Linked DNA regions of Homo sapiens: regions 1, 2 and 3 are each linked to region 4. A link is a contact called in ENCODE Hi-C or POLR2A ChIA-PET data. All regions are on one chromosome and are shown on one strand. Each heading gives the region's core, a stretch centred on a gene start or an enhancer-like site at or near the end of the contact. The rest is flanking DNA. Distances are from core to core; before and after follow the strand shown.

Region 1 (5,370 bases), core at 1-2,500, 900 kb before region 4:
AAACCCCACTCCGTCTTTGTTGAAATGCTCAGCTTTTTAGATGTAAATCCACTGAGCCGGTGCGTATCTTAAATAAACATCCTTTTGTCTCCCCCATATCAGTCTGTCTAGTCCTCAGTTTCCCGCAACACCATCTCTGCGCCTCCTTTGCTCTCCCCGTTAAATTCTCTCTTCCCTGTTATACCCCCCTGTCCCCACTCTCTAGCACCCCAGATCCCCAGGTGTCCTCCCTGCTGTGCTTCTCCCTCTGTTCTCCTTGCCACCAGCACCACTCTGCTCTGTCTGCCCTGGCTCCAAATCCCTCCTCCTCTCCCTCACCCTGATGAGCCTCCCTCTTTGCTGTCCCTCTCCCTACCTTGCTGTCCTTCATCTCTCTGTACATCCAGCTTTTCTCTACATTTCTGCACTTGCTTTTCTCCTCCTGCTTTCTTATCGTTTTCTTTTCACTTTTGCTGTCTCTTGGCAAATCCCTCACCCATCCTCTACTTTGCCATCTGTTATAGGTCTTTCTCATTCTTCTTTTCTGTCTCAGGTTTTCCACTGCTCTCTGTCCGTCTCCTGATCCCTTTGGCCCACACAGTCACAGGAGGGTTTGGAGTAAGACGCCTGCATCCCGGGGGAGCGCATTTTCCAGGGGCTGGAGCTGGGCAGGCAGTAACACCCCGCGTCACAGGACAGGCCCCGGGCACCTCCCCAACGCGGGCTCAGGGGAAGCGGTGATTGTGGAGGCGAAACCCGTGGAGCAGCAGGGCCCGGCACAAGGAGGGAGGTGAAGGGGCGACAGCACCTTAAGGCAAGGGTGGGGTCTGCAGGATCCTAGGACCAGGCAGAGGACGCGGCCTTTCCGGGACTGGGGCAGCGGCGCTGGGCTCCAGGGGCCGACAAAGGCGAGAATCCACCTCTCAGGTGAGGACTTTAAAAAGCGCGGGGCGGGAGGAGTCAGAAAAAGGTTTACAGCAGGAAAACTACAGGTTAGAAAGTGTATACATTGCCCTGTAGCAGAAACACCCGGGACGGGACCAGCCTCAGGGGGACCTTAAACCCAAAAGGAACCGACCCACGGCCTCTCACGAGGTCGTCTCAATTTGCTCTGAGTGAAGGAAGACGGCTGAGAATTTCCAGGTTTGTGGGGATCCCAAGTCCCAGGTACAGAAGCGCCAGGAACCTGGAAGAGCAGACTTAATACAAGACAGGGCGAAACTCACGCGCCGCGGTGGCACCGTCACTCCACGCTATCCGCTTCCTGGTCTGCACGAATCTGCGCGCGCAGAGCAGAAGCCAGGCCTGGGCGGGACCCGCAAGGAGGTGGGCGGGGCCTGGACGAGGCAGGGGCGGGGCGCGAGGCGGAGAGACCTTGCGCTTTAGAGCCGGCAGAGGGCGGGGCCGGGGCGTGACCGGTGCTCCTCTCAGCTTCTCTCCTAGCACCTGTTTTCGGGTGGTGAAGGTGAGACCGCCCAGGAAGGCTGACGCATGGACTCAAAAGCCCTGGAATTGTCTGGAACGGGATACAAACTAGAATGTAAAATGCAAGGCCCTGCCTGGGCGGAACGTACGATTTCATGCTGACGGCCCACAGAACAGAACAGAAATCCTCTCCCTTTCTATTCTCCACTCACTCAGGAGGGAGAGTCCACCCCGTGCTCAGCTGCAGAGACTTCCCTAGGGCCTCCCCCTGGGATGCGGGACGGAATGCTCAGGCCAGCCAGGGGCGACCTGCTGGATAAACACAGCAAGGATTCAGGCGCGGGGGCGGGAGCCTGAGTTCCCAGCTACTCAGGAAGCAGCGGCGAGAGGATCGCTGAGCCTGGGGGTCCAGGCCAGCCTGGGCGACAAAGTAACACCCCTCCCTCAGGACTCCCTCCCTCGTCTCTCTCTCTTTTTTTCTCCATTTTTTAACGTTAAAATAAAATTTTGATTGTGTGAGATAGGGATACATTATTCTTTTCCATGTGGATATCCAGTTAGTTGTCCCAGCACATTTGTAGAAGAGATCTATTACTTTCTTTTATTTATTTACTTATTTCTTTTCTTTTATTTTGAGACAGAGCATTTCTCTGTCGCCCAGGCTGGAGTGCAGTGGCAGGAACTGGGCTCACTGCAGCCTCTGCCTCCTGGGTTCAAGCGATTCCCCTGCCTCAGCCTCCGGAGTACCTGCCATTACAGGCGCGTGCCACCATGCCCGGCTAATTTTTGTATTTTTGTAGGTGGGTTCCCCATGTTGGCCAGCTGGTCTCAACCTCCTGACTTCAAGTGATCCACCTGCCTCGGCCTCCCAAAGTACTGGGATTACAGGCGTGAGCCACTGTGCCTGGCCCCCCCAAAATACTTTTTACTTCACTGTCTAATTGTTGAGAAAATATAATTGAAAACAAACAAAAAGTCTTTCTCCAAATGAGAAATCATCTCCACGATGATCATAGAGAAAGAAATTAAAACCATTTCATTAATAAATAAGCCTTAGACCAGATTGTGATGCGAAATACAGGCAAACAGCTAAGAGGTTGAAAAAAGAGAAAGAAACTTTACTGTTCTATACAACCCATTAAGGACATGTTTTCAAGATAAACGCTAATCAGTCCTCAGGGAAGAGGACTTGACAACACTCTTGGTCACACATAGTTCATCCTGACTCTACTTGGTAATGGAGGTGACCATCTGTGTCAGCTAATTAGCTTCATTCTGAGGGACGGGGAGTAACACTAACCCATGTCTTTCTGACAAGTGTGAGTTTTACAACATAGCGACAGGTGCCCTCTCTGGTGAGGCTCCTACAGTCTGACAGAAACTGATATCAGCAGTAAATAATAAAATTTAGAATATATGATTAAGCACAGAGTTTATTTGAACACAAAGCATGAGGATAGCCACCTGGAAACATCAACTCCAAATGAATGGGATCAGCGTTCCCTTAGGTTTCACACACACGGAAAGACAGAGAAGCTTTAGAAGAATCACCACATTTTCCATTCAAGACCAGTACATAGGGTGCAGCAAGGTGATTGGTTATGGATTGATATACTTCAAGGAAGGTTACTTTATCACTCAATATAAAGGGACAATGATCCCAGGAGGTCTTATCTCTGGGGCTGCTTAGTCTTTTTAATTATTTACAGGAAAATTCTCTCTCTCTTTTTTTTTTTTTTTGGACGTAGTCTTGCTCTCTCACCCAGGCTGGAGTGCAGAGGCATGATGTCAGCTCACTGCAACCTACACCTCTCAGATTCAAGCAGTTCTCCTGCCTCAGCCTCCCAAGTAGCTGGGATTACAGGCATCCACCACCACATCTGGCTAATGTTTGCATTTTTAGTTGAGACAGGGTTTCACCATGTTAGCCAGGCTGGTCTTGAACTCTTGACCTCCGGTGATCTGCTCACCTCAGCCTCCGAAAATGCTGGAATTACAGGCGTGAGCCACCGTGCCCAGCCTATAAGTGGCTTTTTTACAGCGAATGCTATGCAAAACTTCTCATCAGTCATCATCATATTCAATAGCATTGCTTTTATCATATCACGGAAACCATTATTCTCATTTGGAACAGTCTGCCATCAACCTTCACAAATGCATATGGAAGCCCTCATGCTGGACTTCTCCTCACCCTAGAATCACCTGGGGGCAGGGTAGTTAATTGAAACAGCATGGATGTTTCCCCCGACACCAATAGACAGACGCTATGGGGAGGGCACAGGTGATGGTAGTAACTGAATATGACCATTTGATCCAACTGGAAGCCTGGGCTGAGAGCCTCTTAGCTAAGCACTGACTCTCAAGCTTTAAGGTGAATATAAGTCATCTGGCACTCCACAACCCACTGTAATAATGTTTGATTCTGCAGGTTTGAGGTAGCATTTATAAATTGGCATCTTTAACAAGTTCCCTGTTAATGCCAATGTTTCTCCCCTCGGACCCATTGTCAGAAGCACTGAGCTACAGAAGGCATGCCCTGCACACCAGAGCCCCTTCCACCCAAATATCTGCTCTCAGCACAGATACTGTTGGTTCCCAGGGGAGACCATAAATCACAGTCTTGAAAAGTCACTTTCTCTTTTTTTTTTCTTTCTTTTTTTCAGATGGAGTCTCGCTCTGTCGTCCAAAGTGCTGGGATTACAGGCTTGAGCCACCGCGACTGGCCTGATAGGAGGTGTTTAAAAGGAGCTTCAAAAGAGGTCAGTGCTCTACACTGAACGAAGGATGGAGGGTAATGGTAATGCCTCCACATTAAAATGACACAAATGCTGCTGTCTTACTGAAGTTTGGTACTTTCTGTGGGATAGATACTTTTCACTTTGTTCTGTGGCTTTGGTAAATTTCAGAAGTCTGAAATGATTGATTTTAGTGACTTTGCGAGTGTTTTCATCATTTTGCAGAGGAGACTTGGTTTCTTGTGGTTTGCATTCATCAGTGTCAGAAGCTGATCTCTCTATTCAATCTTGCAGTTTTAAGTAATGCATTGAACAGTCACATAACAGAACGCTGAGCAGGAGAACTAAATTTCTAGTGTAATCAGAATGGCAGGCACTAAATGAATTATTTTACAATAAGCCTGTGTCCTTTTTATTAACTGTTCAGTGGAGAAGTTTGGAGTCTATAAACTTGTAATAAATGTGGCCTGTAAGAACTACAAATACTGGAAAGCTCTGAGGATGTAATTTCTAATTTGATGAAGAAAACATTCTCTTTAATTAACTTGGCAAGGAGAAGGCTTCAATAAAAAGAAAGGCAACTATGCCTGGGGCGGAGCTGGAGTGGAAATAAGATGGCAGACATTGGACGTCATTGAAGGCCTGGTGATGTGGTTTTAGTCCATGTGCCAAGAGCAAAAAGTTATTTAAAATATATTAGTTAGGGCCGGGTGCAGCGGCTCATGCCTATAATCCCAGCACCTTGGGAGACCAAGGGCGGGTGGATCATATGACGTCCGGAGTTCAAGACCAGCCTGACCCATGTGGTGAAACCGCATCTCTAATAAAAATACAAAAAAATTAGCTAGTGGTGGTGGCATGTGCCTGTAATCCCAGCAACCTGGGAGGCTGAGGAAGGAGAATCACTTGAACCTGGGAGGCAGAGGTTGCAGTGAGCTGAGATCATGCCACTGCACTCCAGCCTGGGTGACAGAGCAGGACTCCATCTCAAAAAAAAAAAAAAGAGTAAAAATATATTAGTTATTGGGGAATATCAGCATATATAAATGTGTCTTCAGGTAAAAGTGACAATAACCTGGATACAGACACATGGAAATAGGAAATTTTTTCAGGTGTTCAAGAGGGAGCAGTGAAATGTAACTTAGTGATATTGGGGCATGATAATGGGAGAAAATATTTCAAACCATATATACCATACCTGTGATAAGGAGTTTATATCCAAAATATATAA
Region 2 (6,215 bases), core at 977-3,476, 940 kb before region 4:
CTTTTTAGATGTAAATCCACTGAGCCGGTGCGTACCTTAAGTAAACATCCTTCTGTCTCCCCCATAGCAGTCTCTCTAGTCCTCAGTTTCCCGCAACACCATCTCTGCGCCTCCTCTGCTCTCCCCGTTAAATTCTCTCTTCCCTGTTATACCCCCTGTCCCCACTCTCTGGCAGCCTAGATCCCCAGGTGTCCTCCCTGCTGTGCTTCTCCCTCTGTTCTTGCCACCAGCACCACTCTGCTCTGTCTGCCCTGGCTCCAAATCCCTCCTCCTCTCCCTCACCCTGATGAGCCTCCCTCTTTGCTGCCCCTCTCCCTACCTTGCTGTCCTTCATCTCTCTGTACATCTAGCTTTTCTCTGCATGTCTCCAGTTGCTTTTCTCCTCCTGCTTTCTTATATATATTTTTTTCACTTTCGTTGTCTCTTGGCAAATCCCTCACCCATTCTCTACTTTGCCATCTGTTATGAGTCTTTCTCATTCTTTTCTTTCTCAGGTTTTCTACTGCGTGTGTCTCCTGATCCCTTTAGCCCACAGAATCACATGACGGTTTGGAGTAAGATGGCTACATACCAGGGGAGCGCATTTTCAAGGGGCTGGAGCTGGGCAGGGAAGAACACCCCATGTCACAGGATATGGGGAAAAGAAAGAGAAATCAGACTGTTACTTTGTGGATGCAGAAAAGGAAGACATAAGAAACTTCATTTTGATCTGTACTAAGAAAAATTGTTTCTGCTTTGAGATGCTGTTAATCCGTAACTTTAGCCCCAACCCTGTGCTCACAGAAACATGTGCTGTATTGAATCAAGGTTTAATGGATTTAGGGCTGTGCAGGGTGTGCCTTGTTAACAATATGTTTGCAGGCAGTATGCTTGGTAAAAGTCATCGCCATTCTCCATTCTCAGTTAACCAGGGACACAATGCACTGCGGAAAGCCGCAGGGACCTCTGCCCTAGAAAGCCTGGGTATTGTCCAAGTTTCCCCCCACTGAGACAGCCTGAGATATGGCCTCGTGGGAAAGGAAAGACCTTACATCCCCCAGCCGGACACCCGTAAAGAGTCTGTGCTGAGGAGGAGTAGTGAAAGAGGAAGGCCTCTTTGCAGTTGAGATAAGAGGAAGACTTCTGTCTCCTGCTGGTCCCTGGGAATGGAATGTCTAGGTGTAAAGCTGACCATTTCCATTCGTTCTATTCTGAGATAGGAGAAAACCGCCCTGTGGCTGGAGGCGAGATATGCTGGCAGCAATACTGCTCTGTGACTCTTTGCTACACTGAGATGTTTGGGTGAAGAGAAACATAAATCTAGCCTACGTGCACATCTGGGCACAGTACCTTTCCTTGAACTTATTCATGATATAGATTCCTTTGCTCACATGTTTTCTTGCTGACCTCTCCCCACCTGTTGCCCTGCTACACTCCCCTCACTAGGACAGTAAAAATAATGATCAATAAATACTGAGGGAACTCAGAGGCTGGCACTGGTGCCGGTCCTCCGTATGCTGAGCGCCGGTCCCCTGGGCCCACTGTCCTTTCTCTATACTTTGTCTTTGTGTCTTATTTCTTTTCTCAGTCTCTCTTCCCACCTGACGAGAAATACCCACAGGTGTGGAAGGGCTGGCCTCCTTCAACAGGACAAGCCCCGGGCACCTCCCCAACGTGGGCTCAGGGGAAGCCGTGACTGCGGAGGGGAGACCTAGGAAGCAGCAGGGCCCGGCAGGAGGAGGGAGGTGGGGGGGGGGGGGCGCGAGGGCGCCTTAAGACAAGGGTGGGGTCTGCAGGATCCCGGGACCAGACAGAGGACGCGGCCTTCCCGGGACTGGGGCCGCGGTTCTGCGCTCCACCGGCCGAAGTGGGCGAGAATCCACCCCTTGGGTGAGGACTTCAAAAAGCGCGGGGTGGGAGGAGTCAGAGAAAGGTTTAGAGCAGGAAAAATGCGCGATAGAAAGTGTATACATTGCCCTATAGCAGAAAGACCCGGGACGGGACCAGCCTCAGGGCGACCTTAAACACAAAAGGAAGCGACCCCCGGACTCTCACGGGGTCGTCTCAATTTGCTCTGGGTGAAGGAAGACGGCTGAGAATTTCCAGGTTTGTGGGGACCCCACGCCCCAGGTACAGAAGCGCCAGGGACCTGGGAAGTGCAGACCTAATACAACACAGAGCCAAACTCACGCGCTGCCGTGGGACCGTCACTCCACGCGATCCGCTTCCGGGTTTTCGCGAATCTGCGCGCAGGACAGAAGCCAGGCCTGGGCGGGACCTGGGAGGTGGGCGGGGCCTGACGAAGCAGGGGCGGGGCGAGAGGCGGAGAGACTTTGCCCTTTGGAAGGCGCAGAGGGCGGGGCCGGGGTGGGACCTGTGAGTCCGTCACCCTCGCTCCAGCGCCTGTTTTAGGGTTTTGGAGTCGAGACCGGCCAGTAAGGTTGAGGCACTATTCAAAAGCCCTGGAATTGTCTGGAACGGGGATGCAAACTAGAATGTGAAATGCAAAGCCCTGCCTGGGCGGAAGGTACGATTTCATGCTGACGGCCCACAAAACAAAATAGAAATCCTCCCCCTTTCTATTCTCCATTCACTCAGGAGGGCAAGTCCACCCCGTGCTCAACTTCAGAGATTTCCCTAAAGCCACCGCCATGGATGCGGGACGGAGTGCTCAGGCCAGGGAGGAGTGAGGTGACCACCTGCTGGATGGGGCGCCGGGGTGGGAGGGATGCGCGCGCGGGGGCAGGAGCCTGAGGTCCCAGCTACTCAGGAAGCAGCGGCGGGAGGATCGCTGAGCCTGGGGGTCCAGGCCAGCCTGAGCGACAAAGTAACACCCCCTCCCGCAGCGCTTCCTTCCTCGTCTCTTTTTTTCCTTTTTTTTTTTTAATGTTTTAAAATACAATTTTGATTGTGTGAGATAGGGATCCAACAGTATTCTTTTCCATCTGGATATTCAGTTAGTTGTCTCAGCACGTTTGTGGAAGAGATTTATTACTTTATTTATTTACTTATTTCTTTTGAGACAGAGTATTTCTCTGTCGCCCAGGCTAGAGGGCAGTAACGGGATCTCGGTTCACTGCAGCCTCTTCCCTCTTGGGTTCAAGCGATTCCCCTGCCTCAGCCTCCGGAGTACCTGCCATTACATTCGCGTGCCACCATGCCTGGCTAATTTTTGTATTTTTGTAGACGGGTTTCACCATGTTGGCCAGGCTGGTCTCAAACTCTTGACTTCAAGTGATCCGCCTGCCTCGGCCTCCCAAAGTGCTGGCATTACAGGCGTGAGCCACTGCACCTGGCCCAACAAATACTTTTTACTTCACTTTCCAATTGTTGAGAAAACATAATTGAAAACAAACAAAAAGTCTTCCCCCCAATGAGAAATCATCTCCACGACGACAATAGAGAAAGAAATTAAAACCATTTCATTAATAAATAAGCCTTAGGCCAGATTATGATGCGAAATAGACAAACAGCTAAGAGGTTGAAAAGAGAGAAAGAAACTTCACTGTTCTATACAACCCATTAAGTACATGTTTTCAAGATAAACACTAATCAGTCCTCAGGGAAGAGGACTTGACAACACCCTTGGTCACACATAGTTCATCCTGGCTCTACTTGGTAATGGAGGTAACCATCTGTGTCAGCTAAGTAGCTTCATGCCGAGGAGGGGAAGAAACCCTAACCCATGTTTTTTTGACAAGTGTGAGTTTTACAACATGGCGACAGGTGCCCTCTGTAGTGAGGCTCCTAAAATCCGACAGAAACTGATGTCAGCAGTAAATAATAAAATTTAGAATTTATGATTAAATATAGAGTTTATCTGAACACAAAGCATGAGGATAGCCACTGGCAAACATCAACTCCAAATGAATGGGATCAGCGTTCCATAGTAGAGACGTTTAGGTTTCACACACAGGGAAAGACAGAAGCTTTAGGACAATCACATTTTCCATTCAAGACCAGTGCATAGGTTGCAGCAAGTTGATTGGTGACAGAGTGATACACTTCAAGGAAGGTTACTTTATCACTCCATAAAAAGGGACAATGATCTCAGGAGGTCTTATCTCTGGGGTTGCTTAGTCTTTCTAATTATTTACATGAAAACTTTTCCTGTAAATAAGAGGAAGACTTGCATAGGCTGGAGTGCAGTGGGGCGACCTCGGCTCACTGCAACCTCTACCTCTCAGATTCAAGCAGTTCTCTTGCCTCAGCCTCCCAAGTAGCTGGGATTACAGGTGCATGCCACCATTGTTTTTTTTTGTTTGAGACAGAGTCTCGCTCTGTTGCCTAAGCTGGAGAGCAATGACACGATCTCAGCTGCTTACTGCAACCTCTGCCTCCCGGGTTCAAGCGATTCTCCTGGCTCAGGCTCTCGAGTAGCTAGGAGCCCAGCTAACTTTTGTATTTTTAGTAGAGATGGGGTTTCACCATGTAGGGCAGGCTGGTCTCAAACTCCTGACCTTGTGATCCACCCGCCCAAGCCTTCCAATTTTCTGGGATTACAGGTGTGAGCCACCACGCCTGGCCTTTTGTTTTGTATTTTTAGTAGAGAGGTGGTTTCACCATGTTGGCCATGCTAGTTTCAAACTCTTGACCTCAAGTGATCTGTCCACCTCGACCTCCCAAAGTGGTGAGATTACAGGTGTGGGCCACCACACGTGGCAAGGAAAACTCGTAGAAGTTACGCCTGCATTCCACTGGACTCAAGCTGAATGAGCACATTTCTCTCAAGGTGTAGCAGGACGAGCCACAGACAAAAGCCCTCACACACAGGGTTAAAGAAGGAAGTTGCTTTATTTGGCCGGGAGCATCGGCTGACTGGCATCTCAAGAACCGAGCTCCCCCAAGAAGGAGTTCCTGGTCCTTTTAAGGGCTTACAACTGTAAGGGGTTCCACGTGAAAGGGTCATGATAGATTGAGAGCACATGTGGTTAGAGTTGGGGGTTAATATTTTAACCTCAGGCCTGGTCATCAGTGGCACCAGCTGGTCTTGCCACTGACTTCATTCCTGTTGTTTTTCAGCTTTTACTTCAGAGACAGGAGACAGTAAGAGAAATGGCCTCTCTCTTCAAAGGCTCATAATTATTTAAAGGTCATAGCTTTAAATTGGAATTATTTGATGTATGAATTATTTAATTTCCTACTGAGATACAGGTACTGTCTCCCTTGTATTTTGCCTTTCAAAGAGAGCTCCCAAGTCCTTCAGAAATACATCCCTGGGTCATCAAGCTGAAAAAAGGTTTAGTTAGTTTCTAAAAAATACCACTTCAGACCAGGTGTGGTGGTTCACACCTGTAATCCCAGCACTTTCAGAGGCCAAGATGGCGAATCACTTGAGGTCAGGAGTTCGAAACCGGGCTTGTACCCGGAAGTTGAAGGCTGCGGTGAACTGGGATCGTGCAATTGCACTCTAGCCTAAGCAACAAAAGCAAAACTCCATCTAAAAAACAAACAACAAAAACAAAACAACAAAAAACCTCAGAAGACAGACAAAATCCATTTACAAATTTTCTAAATAAGTCTCCTAAGAAAAGAGACGAAAGGAAAGTAAATCTCTTTATTTTCACAGGAGGAATTACACCTCTCATTTATTTGCTTGTTTGTTTGAGACAGGGTCTAGCTCTGACACCCAGGCTAGAGTGTGGTGGTGAGATCAGGGCTCACTGCAGCCTCCAACTCCCTGGCTCAAGCGATCCTCCCACCTCAGCGCTCCAGCAGCTGGGACCACAGGCGCGCACCACCACACTTGGCTGATTTTTTTATATTTTTATTAGAGACGACGTCTCATCATGTTGCCCAGGCTGATCTCAAACTCCTGGGCTCAAGCGATCCTCTCACTTCGGCCACTCAAAGTGCTGGGATTACAAGTGTGAACCACCGCTCCGGGCCCTGACTTTATTTCCATGAAATATGAAATTGTCCTTCACCTCCTGTGTATAATAGGCAGTTCTGCTTGTCACCCTTCAGTTTCCATTATCCACTCAAACAACCCAACCCAGGACCTTGCTTAGTTTAATAAGCCGTTCTAATTGTCTGTGCCCGCTGCAACCAGCGCCCCACTCCACCCCTTTACCGAGGTCCCTGACCCTCTCCACCGCCCTGCCCCAGACTGAGGGGAGCTTGCCCCGCCTGCAGGACGCGCGACTCTACCTTCTCCAAAAAAGCTCTTTGCATTGAAACTATTTTCAACTTAAGAGGAAAAACGATTCAACGTTCAGTACAGGTGGCCCACTACA
Region 3 (5,534 bases), core at 2,573-5,072, 520 kb after region 4:
GACACCTCCCACCAGGCCCCACCTTCAACATTGGGGATTACATTTCCTTTTTTTTTTTTTTTTTTTGAGATGGAGTCTCGCTCTGTCTCCCAGGCTGGAGTGCAGTGGGACGATCTCGGCTCACTGCAAGCTCTGCCTCCTGGGTTCACACCATTCTCCTGCCTCAGCCTCCCGAGTGGCTGGGACTACAGGCGCCCGCCACCATGCCCAGCTAATTTTTTTTTTGTATTTTTAGTAGAGACAGGGTTTCACCATGTTAGCCAGGATGGTCTCTATCTCCTGGTCTTGTGATCCACCTGCCTCGGCCTCCCAAAGTGCTGAGATTACAGGTGTGAGCCACCACGCCCGGCTGACATTGGGAATTACATTTCAACATGAGATTTGGACAGGGACAAATATCCAAACTATATCATTCAGCCCCTGGTCTCCCTCCCCAACAAATCTCATGTCCTCACATTGTAAAATACCATCATGCCTTCCTAAGAGTCCCCAAAGTCTTAACTCATTCCAGCATTAACTCAAAAGTCCAAAGTCTTATCTGAGACAAGGCAAGTCTCTTCTACCTATGAGCCTGTAAAATAAAAAGTTATTTGCTTCCAAGATACAATGGGGGCATAGACGTTGGGTAAACATTCCCATTCCAAAAGGGAGAAAGCCACAAGAAAGGGCTATAGGTTCCATGCAAGTTCAAAACCCAGCAGGGTAGTCATTAAATCTAGTGCAAGGCGTGGGTTCCCAAGGCCTTGGGCATCCTCTGCTCATGGGGCTCCCTCAGGCAGACATCATGGTTTGCAGACAGCTGTATCCTTCCCAGGTGGCCCTACAGAGGAAGGCACACCCGACTTTTCCAATGTCCTGCAGACCCAGCTGTCTCAACTCTTATGGTGATCCAAGAGTGAGGGCCCCTCCCTACTTGGACACCACCCAAGCTGGCAAGTCCTGCTTGGCTAGGAGCAGGGATAAGCACTTGGATGGCAGATTAGGTGACCCCCACCCACTCATGGCATTATGTTTGTCCACAGAGTTTAGTAACAATTGGGACTGCTGGGCCGGAGGCTCTAGTGGTTGGATTTTGACTGGGGCTGCATGGTCTAAATAGCTTTTTTCACATATTTGGGCTTCTGCTGGAATGGATGAGGCCTTTATTTACACAGTCAACAAGAGGCTAGTCTGGGCTTTCTTACAATGTGTTGGAAGATCTCTAAGAGACAAGCAAGCCTTGATGAGCAAGCTTATTTCTCACCTCCATTTGTGTTACACTTGCTACTGTCCTATTGGACACATTAGTCAGTCACTATGGAGAATACTATCCAAAGATGTGAATATAGAGATGCAAGAATAAATTTATGCAATAACCACAAAAGTATTTGTTTCCTTATAATTGTCAGATCAATACCATAAATATCCTTGCACATATTTGTTCTCACAAAGAAAAGTTCTATTGAATCAATTCTTAAAATTCATGGCTCAAGGAGAAGGAAAAGTTTAAACTGGGTAATAACAGACTGTACTACAAAAACATTTTACGAATTTATATAGAAACACAATCCTATACCTAGAAATAATGTAATGCTTAAGAACTTCGAATTATGACCAGTATGATAATATCTCAATTCATTTAAAGCAGTATGTAATTGACAACATTATTACCTACCATGCAGAAAAAGAAGACTTAAAGAGGCTTAGCATAACAGAATGCCTTTGTTCCATGGCCTTATAATCTAAATATGATTTGTCATTCAATCTTTACAAATCTTAATAAGGGTTAAAACATTTATATTTCACGTTTACTTTGCATTTGTTTGAATATTAGTAAAACTGGTATTTTTTAAATTGTTTAGGATCATTTACATTAAAAAAAGTGTCCTGTTTATTTCCTTCATGTATTTATAGAAAATTTTAGGGAGCTTTTAAGTTGATCATCTTTTCCTTATTTTTATTTATTTTTTTTTTTGAGACAAGAGTCTCACTCTGTCTCTCAGGCTGGGGTGCAGTGGCATGATCTTGGCTCACTGCAACCTCTGCCTCCTGGGTTCAAGCGATTCTCGTGCCTCAGCCTTCCAAGTAAATGGGACTACAGGCCTGAGACACCATGCCCAGCTAATTTTTTTTGTATTTTAGTAGCTATGGGGTTTCGCCATGTTGGCCAGGCTGATCTCAAACTCCTGAACTCAGGCAATCCTCCCGCTTTGGCCTCCCAAAGTGTTAGGATTACAGGCATGAGCCACCGCGCCCATCTTTTTTCTTATTTCTTTTCAGATCTCTTTATAGGCCGGGTGAAGGGTGAAGTGGCTCACACCTGTAATCCCAGCACTTTTGGAGGATGAAGTGGGAGGACTGCTTGAGGCCAGTTCAAGACCAGCTGGGCATCATAGTGAGACCCTTGTCTCTACAGAAAATTAAAAAATTAGCCAGGTGTGGTGGTGCCCACCTGTAGTCCCAGCTATTCAGGAGCCCAGGAGTTCCAAGTTACAGTGAGCTGTGATCTCCCCAGGCACTCCAGACTGGGCAACAGAGTGGACCTTGCCTCAAAAAGAGACAAAAAAAAAACAAAAAAAAAGAAAAACTCTCATATACCAAGGGTGAGAAGAGCAAATGGAACACGAACTTGACTCTGAAAAATAGTTTGACAATTTCTCTGTATATTTATATACTGATACCTATATCACACACATAGATTCACACAGGCATTTCCTTTCTCTCATTCTTCTAATATAGGAAGTTTGGTTGGATTTATATTTACAGTTCAGCATTGCCATGACTTTGCACATACTATTCGCGGTTGGCACACGTAGTATAACGTGATCTCCTTCTTAACCTTTCTTTCTTTTGTTTTTTTTTTGAGATGGAGTTTTGCTCCTGTTGCCCAGGCTGGAGTGCAATGACGCCATCTTGGCCCACAGCAACCTCCGCCTCCCGGGTTCAAGCGATTCTCCTGCCTCAGCCTCCCGAGTAGCTGGGATTACAGGCATGCGCCACCATGCCTGGCTAATTTTGTATTTTTAGTAGAGACAGGGTTTCTCCATGTTGGTCAGGCTGGTCTCGAACTCCCGCTCTCAGGTGATCCGCCCACCTCGGCCTCCCAAAGTGCTGGGATTACAGGCGTGAGCCACCGCGCCCGGCCTCTTTCCCAACCTTTTTTTTCTCACTGAAGTGGTCCTGTTCCCTTAATTTCTGGCCACTTCTCCTGAGTCCAGCCCTCATATTTGGCTCCACCTGGGTCCCAGGCTCTCCCCTCCGCCTTGGGAACTATACTTTCTGGCTTTTACTGGCTTTTCCCCATGCCTTTCACCCAACATAATTTTGGCACGTTCCAACCGTTTTCATTACCTAGTCTGTGACTGCTACCCCTGTTCCGTCAGCGTAGCTAACAGCCCTCTTCTGCGTTCAAAAGGCGCTTCAAGCTACTTTGTTAGAAATCTGGCTTTGGCCGAAGTGTCCCCTCTCGGCCGGTTCTCCTTTTCCCTCACAAGGAACTGTTTCCTAACCTTTGTACAAAGTGTAAACGTCGCGGCCATCTTAGCCTTCTATTCAGCTGCTGAAAGGGATTTACCTCCACGCCATTTTTGTCTTGTGTAAACTGGAGCCTCTGTATATGGACCCGTATTTATGAAGGGTTGAGGTGCCAGGAAATGGGACAGTTTCAGTGCTCTTTCATCTTCCCGGCCATCCCCGGTCACCCCCGGTCACCCCCGGTCACCAGCGCCAAAACGCGCCCTTTGCCTTGTGTACGTCAGATACTCAAAGATGGCGGCCCCCATGGAGCCAAGGCGACGAGGGCGCGGCCATCTTGCATCTGCGCAAACGCTGGGAACGCCTCCGACCCTGGATAGTCGCCGTCAGGCACTGAGGAGGCCGAGAGATGAGGCCGGAGCCCACCAAGTTCTGGGAAGTAAGTTCAGTCACTGGGTGGTCGCTGTGGTGACGGGGGAGGAAATTCTGTCCGTGGCTGGGCGTGTTCGTGGACAGTGGTGATGGACTGGTATCTGTCGGCGCCAGCGTTTGGCGACGCCAGTGGAATTCTTTCAGGAGCTTAGCGTGGGTCCGATTCCTATCGCAGGGGAACTACAAGAGGTCCGTGATAGGGTGTGTGTGTGTGTGATCGGGGTACCTCTGGGACCAGTCACAGGGTCCTCGTGTAGTTTGTGGTTAAAGATCTCTAGAGATCCGCTACTGAGTGCCCAAGTCACATTCTGGTGTCTTTGGTGTTGTCCTTTGGCGGGGCTCAGTGATTGCGAACTGGAGGGTTTGTTTTGTCAGCGAATCGGTTTATGGTTCAGGTTTTGTTTGGGACTAAATGATTGAGGAACTGTCTTGGGGGTTAAGGTACGGAGGTTTCTGATCCAGGTTTTGGAATTAATCCCGGTGGCGGTGGTGGTAGCGCCACAGATTCCGATGTGGGCTGCAGCTCTGGAGGCCTGGGAACCATGGCAGGTGATGGGTTAGCCCCAGCCCTGGCTGCTGGAACAGAATTGATGCTCATTAGCATTCCCCTTCTGCCCAAGACCCTTCTCCACGACTGGTTTTTAAATCCCCTTTGGCACCTTCCATCACCCCTTGGTCTTGAATCCTCAGAAATGGAAGTTTTTGGCGAGATCAGTCATCTAGCATACCTAAAAGTAGTATGTTTTATATTTAAGATGCGGCTTCTACCCTTTGTCCTGCAAGTTTCCAGCGTATCCTCTTGGATATTTCTTTTCAGGTTCTTTCTGACACAAGTAAGATAACATCTCTGCCATGGTAAGCTCGGTTACTCAAAGATAACCTTTGTCAAATTTTCAGAATATTTCAATTTTAGACGTGTATGTTATGTGCTTAATATTCATAATTCAGATAAATTATGTAAATGGTACTATTATCTTTTTCGCTTTATATTATGTAATAAACATTTAGAAGTTGTTTTTACTGTTTGAGCCGGTGGTACTATAAGTGCATTCACATTAAGTTTATGCGTACATTTGGATAGAAGTGAAATGTTTTAAAATGTTTAGGTATTATTTTTAGGAACATTTTATGATTATCCATTTATCCATGAATTTTGTTTTTCCTGCCTTTAATCTTCAATCTAGACTATTACTTTTATTGCAGTGTATTGCTTTCTGACTCCCCTTTCCTTATAATCTATAACAAAAGATAAATTAATTTTAAATATTTATTTTATATTTGGTCATCTTAATTCTTAGTATTACAATATTTTTCTCTCTGCCTAACATATTATTTTGTGAAAATTTTTGAACCTATGGAAATATTGAAAGAAGTTTAATGTTAATACCAATATGCCTACCACCTAGCTTTTACCATTAACATTGTATTAGATCAGCTCTACTGGTTTTCTAAGTATTCATCCATTCCTCTGTTTGTGAATCATTCCTTATTTGTTGTCGATTTTGGTATATTTCAAAGTAAGTTACAGACATAAGTACCATTCCTCTAAATAATTCTGTATATGATTAACTAGAATTCTACTAATAGCCCTTTAATTGCTTTATTTATTTACTTAATAGGGAGGCATCTGATTTACAGATAATTTTGGT
Region 4 (5,539 bases), core at 2,160-4,659:
TCCTGCCTAAAGAGATTCTCCTGCTTCAGCCTCCTGAGTAGATGGGACTACAGACGCATGCCACCACCCTTGGCTAATTTTTCTTTTTTTGGGGGGCGGGGAGACGGAGTCTCACTCTGTCACCCAGGCTGGAGTGCAGTAGTGTGATCATGGCTCACTGCAACCTCTGCCTCCCAGCCGGGTCCAAGTAATTCTCCTGCCTCAGCCTCCGGAGTAGGTGAAATTAGAGGCGTATGTCTACATGGCCAGCTAATTTTTGTATTTTTGGTAGAGACGGGGTTTCACCATGTAGGCCAGGTTGGTCTCGAGCTCCTGGCCTTCAGTGATTTGCTCCCAAAGTGCTGGGATTACAGGAATGAGCCACCAGGCCCAACTTTGATGTTCCTTACTTTTTCTTTCTCTCTTTTTTTTTGTCAGATGGAGTCTAGCTCCGTTGCCCAGCCTGGCATGCAGTGATGCAATCTCGGCTCACTGCAACCTCTGCTTCCCGGGTTCAAGTAATTCTCCTGCCTCAGCCTCCTGAGTAGCTGGGATTACAGGCATCTGCCACCATGCCTGGCTAATTTTTGTATTTTTTAGTAGAGATTGAGTTTCACTGTGTCAGCCAGGCTGGTCTTGAACTCCTGACCTCATGATCCACCCACCTCTGTCTCCCAACGTGCTGGGATTACAGGCGTGAGCCACCATGCCTTGATGTCCCTTTTAAAAACTACTATGGGTTGAGAGTGGTGGCTCACGCCAGGAATCCCAGCACTTTGGGAGGCCGAGGCAGCGGGTCACTTGAGGTAGGGAGTTAAAGACCAGCCTGGACCAACATGAAGAAACCTCGTCTCTACTAAAAACACAAAATTAGCCAGGCATGGTGGTGCATGCCTGTACTCCCAACTACTCTGGAGAGTGAGGCAGTAGAATTGTTTGAAGCCAGGGAGCGGAGGTTGTGGTGAGCTGAGATCATGCCATCGCACGCTAGCCTGGGCAAAAAGAACAAAACTCCCTCTCAAAAAAAAGGGGGGGGCTATGTAGGCCAGACGCGGTGGGCCATCCCTGTAATCCCACCTGTAATCCCAGTAATTTGGGAGGCCAAGGCAGGAGGACCCTTTGACCCCAGGGTTTTGAGAACAGCCTGGGAAACATAGTGAAACCACGTTTCTACAAAAAAAAAAAATATATATATATATATATATGTAAACTAGCTGGGCTTGGTGGCTCATGCCTCTGGTCCCAGCTACTCAGAAGGCTGAGGTAGGAGGATCACTTGAGTCCAAGAGGTAGAGGCTACAGTTAGAGGATCACGCCACTGCACTCCAGCCTGTGTGATACAGCCAGACCCTGACTCAAAATATCATTTAATTAATTAAATTAAAAGTATTATGTAATAACAGACAGCGACTTTTTTCCCACTTCTCTACCCCACATCCTCCCAATCCTAGGAAAAGGGAAGACAGTGATTCACAACTGAATAAGTCACTTCCCTCTGGTTGAATAGGGATTCCAAGTGGAACATAACCTCTGATGCCAAGATTTATAGAATGTACATGTTTTATAGACACCAATTTTAAAATTCTCAATCTGTATAATTTAAACAAGTTTTTAGTTATTAGATTATATACAGGGAAGTCAACATGTCACAACTAATCATATCCAATGAACTCATCCACTGATCTAAACCCAGTCTCTCGCCCCATTTTTTCTTTTGAGACAAGATCTCGCTCTGTTGACCAGGCTGCAGTGTAGTGGCATGATCTCAGTTCACTGCAGCCTGGACCTCCTGAGCTCAAGTCATCCTCCTACCTCCACCTCCAGAGCAGCTGGGAGTACAGGTGCACACGATTATGCCCCGTTATTTCCTTTTTTTTTTTTTTGGCAGAGATAGGGGTCTCACTATGTTGCCCAGGCTGGTCTCGAACTCCTAGACTCAAGCAATTCTCTTGCTTCAGTCTCCTAAAGTGTGGAGACTACAGGCGTGAGCCACTGTGCCTAGCCCCCCTTTCTTCATTACTGCGCTTCCCTCCCTAATTCTGTACATATCTCTCATTCTCCCCCTTCTCTCTCTAGCTCTTGTTTTCTTTTCTTTCTCCCTGGGATTCTGCTCTTCATTTTGTACCCCTCTTCTCTTCTGCTGTTTATCCCCCTTCTTCCCTCTATTCCTTCTCTTCCATCTCTTCTGCTCCATCCTCGCAACTTATTTAACCTCTTATTGCTCCTTCTCCCCAATCTTTCAATCGTCCTCAATCTCCATCTATTTCTGCCTCTTCACCCATCTCTGCGCCTCCTCTGCTCTCCCTGTTAAATTCTCTCTTCCCTGATATACTCCCCTGTCCCCACTCTGTGTCACCCCAGATCCCCAGGTGTCCTCCCTGCTGTGTTTCTCCCTCGGTTCTCCTTGACACCAGCACCACTCTGCTCTGTCTGCCCTGGCTCCAAATCCCTCCCTCTCTCCCTCACTCTGATGAGCCTCCCTCTTTGCTGCCACTCTCCCTACCTTGCCGTCCTTCATCTCTGTGTACATCTAGCTTTTCTCTACATTTCTCCAGTTGCTTTTCTCCACCTGCTTTTCTAGGTATTTTGTTGCTTTCTTTTTCCACTTTCACCATATCTTGGCATATCCCTCACCAATCCTCTATTTTGCCATCTGTTATGGGCCTTTCTTATTCTTTCTCTGTCTCAGGTTTTCTACTGCTGTCTGTCTCCTGATCCCTTCGGCCCACACAATCGCAGGAGGGTTTGGAGTAAGACGCCTGCATCCCGGAGGAGCGCGTTTTCCAAGGGCTGGAGCTCGGCAGGCAAGAAGACCCCATGTCACAGGACAGGGCCCTGCGTCCTTCCCAGTGTGGGTTCAATGGAAGCGGTGACTGCGGAGGAGAGACCTGGGGAGCCGCAGGCTCTGGCACGAGTAGGGAGGTGGGAGGAGGGGGGACGGCGCCTTGGGAGAAGGATGGGGTCTGCAAGATCCCAGGACCAGGCAGAGGACGCGGCCTCCCTGGGACTGGGGCTGCGGCGCGACGCTCCAGGGGCCGACGAGGGGTGGCTGGGAGGTGCGCCCCGGGCAAGAATCCACCTCGTGGGTGAAGACTTTAAATAGCGCGAGGAGGGAAGAGTCAGAAGAAGGTTTTGAGCAGAAAAACTACGCAATAGAAAGTGTATACATTGCCCTATAGCAGACAGACCCGGGACGGGACCAGCCTCCAGACGACTTTAAACCCGAAAGGAAGCGACACCCGGCCTCTCACTGGGCTGTCTCAATTTGCTCTGGGCGAAGGAAGACGGGCGAGAATTTCCAGGTCTGTGGGGACCCCACGTCCCAGGGACAGAAGCGGCGGGGACCTGGGAAGCGGAGACTTAATGCAACACAGAGCAAAACTCACCATGGCGACGTGACCTTCACTCCACCCGATCCGCTTCCGGGTTTGCGTTAATCTCCGCGCGCAGGACGGAAGCCAGGCCTGGGCGGGAGGTGGGAGGAGGTGGGCGGGGCCTGGGCGAGGTAGCGGCGGGGCGCGAGGCGCTGAGACCTTGCCCTTTAGAACCGGCAGAGGGCGGGGCCGGGGCGGGGCCGGGGCGGGACTTGCGCGTCTTTCAGCCTCTCTCCTAGCGTCTCTGTTTTTAGGTTGTGGAGGCGAGAGCGCCAGAAAGTCTGAGGCATGATTCCAAAGCCCTGGAATTGTCTGGAACCGGGATGCAAACTAGAATGTGAAATGCAAAGCCCTGCCTGGGCGGCATGTACGATGTCATGGTGACGGCCCACGGAACAGAATAGATGTCCTCTCCCTTTCTATCTCCATTCACTAGGGAGGGAGAGTCCACCCTGAGCTCAGCTTCAGAGACTTCCTTAAAGCCACCGCCAGGGGTGCGGGACGGAGTGCTTAGGCCAGGAAGGAGTGAGGTCACCACCTGCTGCTTAAACACAGCAGAGGCGCGGGGGCGGGAGCCTCAGGTCCCAGCTACTCAGGAAGCAACGGAGAGAATTGCTGAGCCTGGGGTCCCAAGCCAGCCTGGGCGACAAAGTAACACCCACTGCGGCAGGTCTCCCTTCCTAGTCTCTCTCTCTCTCTTTCCCTTTTTTTTTTTTTGGAGACAGAGTCTCACTCCGTCGCCCAGGCTGGAGTGCCGTGGAGTGATCCCAGCTCACTAGAACTTCCGCCTCCTGGTTTCAAGCGATACTCCGGCCTCAGCCTCCCGAGTAGCTGGGACTACAGGCATGCGCCACCATGCCCAGTTAATTTTGTATATTTAGTAGAGACAGGGTTTCACCATGTTAGCCAGGCTGAACTCCCGACCTCAGGTGATCCGCCCACGTCGGCCTCCCAAAGTGCTGGGATTACAGGCGTGAGCCACCGCGCCCGGGCCTTTTCCCTTTTTAAAAAAAAAAAAAAAACTTTTTTAAATAAAATTTTTGATGGTGTGACATAGGGATCCAACATTACTCTTTTCCATGTGGATATCCAGTTAGTTGTCCCAGCACATTTGTGGAAGAGATCTATTACTTTATTATTATTATTATTATTATTACTATTATTGAGACACAGTATTTCTGTTGCCCAGGCTGGAGTGCAGTGGCGAGATCTCAACTCAATGCAGCCTCTGCCTCCTGGGTTCAAGCGATTCTCCTGCCTCAGCCTCGGGAGCAGCTGGCATTACAGGCGCGTGCCACGATGCCCGGTTAATTTTTGTATTTTTCATAGAGACGGGGTATCACTACGGTGACCTGGCCGGTATCGAACTCCTCACTTTAAGTTATTTGCCTGTGTCAGCCTCCCAAAATGCTGGGATTACATGCGTCAGCCAACATGCCTGGCCCAAGAAATATTCTTTACTTTGCTTTTTAAATGTTGACAAAATATAATTGAAAACTAAAAAATATTATCCCAAATGAGAAATCATCTCCACGACGATAACAGAGAAAGAAATAAAAACCATTTTGTTAATAAATAAACCTTAGGACCGGGCATGGGGGCTCACGCTTGTAATCCCAGCACTTTGGGAGGCTGAAGCAGGCGGATCACGAGGTCAGGAGATCGAGGTCATCCTGGCTAACATGGTGAAACCCCGTCTCTACTAAAAATACAAAAAAATTAGCCAGGTGTGGTGGCGTGCACCTGTGTCCCAGCTGCTGGGGAGGCTGAGGCAGGAGAATGGCGTGAACCCAGGAGGCGGAGCTGGCAGTGAGCCAAGATAGCACCACTGCACTCCAGCCTGGGTGACAGAGCAAGACTCGGTCTCAAAAAAAACAAAAAAAAAAAATCAGCCGGGCGTGGTGCCCAGCGCCTGTAGTCCCAGCTACTCGGAGAGGCTGAGGCAGAAGAATGGCGTGAACCCAGAAGGCGGAGCTTGCAATGAGCCGAGATCGCACCATTGCACTCTAGCCTGGGCGACAGAAGAGATTCCGTCTCTAAATAAATAAATCAATAAGCCTTGACCAGAATGTGATGGGAAATAGAGGCAAACAGCTAAGAGGTTGAAAAGAGAGAAAGAAACTTCACTGTTCTATACAACCCATTAAGGACATATTTTCAAGATAAACACTAATCAGTCCTCAGGG

The links. A loop is a pair of places that touch in the nucleus more often than their neighbours do. ChIA-PET counts read pairs that join two places held with the same protein, here RNA polymerase II (POLR2A). Pooled maps may share reads with other maps.
Region 1: a loop to region 4 is called in a map with no recorded cell type, with 9 times the contacts of the local background. The contact joins the promoter of ZNF761 here to the promoter of ZNF808 in region 4. A Hi-C loop is called at or near these places in 2 of 37 single-sample maps with no recorded cell type and 9 of 50 pooled maps. POLR2A ChIA-PET finds 5 or more read pairs at or near these places in 1 of 52 experiments (OCI-LY7).
Region 2: a map of CD8-positive, alpha-beta T cell shows a loop between it and region 4 (21-fold over the local background). The contact joins the promoter of ZNF813 here to the promoter of ZNF808 in region 4. A Hi-C loop is called at or near these places in 1 of 168 maps with a recorded cell type or tissue (CD8-positive, alpha-beta T cell), 2 of 37 single-sample maps with no recorded cell type and 10 of 50 pooled maps.
Region 3: a pooled map shows a loop between it and region 4 (5-fold over the local background). The contact joins the promoter of ZNF615 here to the promoter of ZNF808 in region 4. A Hi-C loop is called at or near these places in 7 of 50 pooled maps.

The regions. Positions count from the first base shown.
Region 1 is chr19:53,427,864-53,433,233 of GRCh38, reverse strand. ZNF761 (zinc finger protein 761) reads right to left here and starts at 1,250. Exons shown (of 5, transcript NM_001289951.2): 1 at 1,206-1,250. The region is part of intron 9 of ZNF765-ZNF761 (ZNF765-ZNF761 readthrough); the gene reads right to left. It also overlaps the pseudogene TPM3P9. RefSeq lists a silencer at 1,294-1,373.
Region 2 is chr19:53,463,744-53,469,958 of GRCh38, reverse strand. It overlaps ZNF813 (zinc finger protein 813), which reads right to left and starts at 2,226. Exons shown (of 4, transcript NM_001004301.4): 1 at 2,170-2,226. RefSeq lists enhancers at 882-1,444, 1,445-2,006, 1,943-2,182 and a silencer at 2,253-2,382.
Region 3 is chr19:52,006,499-52,012,032 of GRCh38, reverse strand. It overlaps ZNF615 (zinc finger protein 615), which reads left to right and starts at 3,822. Exons shown (of 7, transcript NM_001199324.2): 1 at 3,822-3,892; 2 at 4,703-4,740. It overlaps LOC124904755 (a long non-coding RNA gene), which reads right to left and starts at 3,735. Exons shown (of 2, transcript XR_007067321.1): 1 at 3,554-3,735. RefSeq lists enhancers at 3,312-3,391, 3,452-4,061.
Region 4 is chr19:52,525,538-52,531,076 of GRCh38, reverse strand. ZNF808 (zinc finger protein 808) reads right to left here and starts at 3,409. Exons shown (of 5, transcript NM_001039886.4): 1 at 3,366-3,409. RefSeq lists enhancers at 3,136-3,963, 3,964-4,790.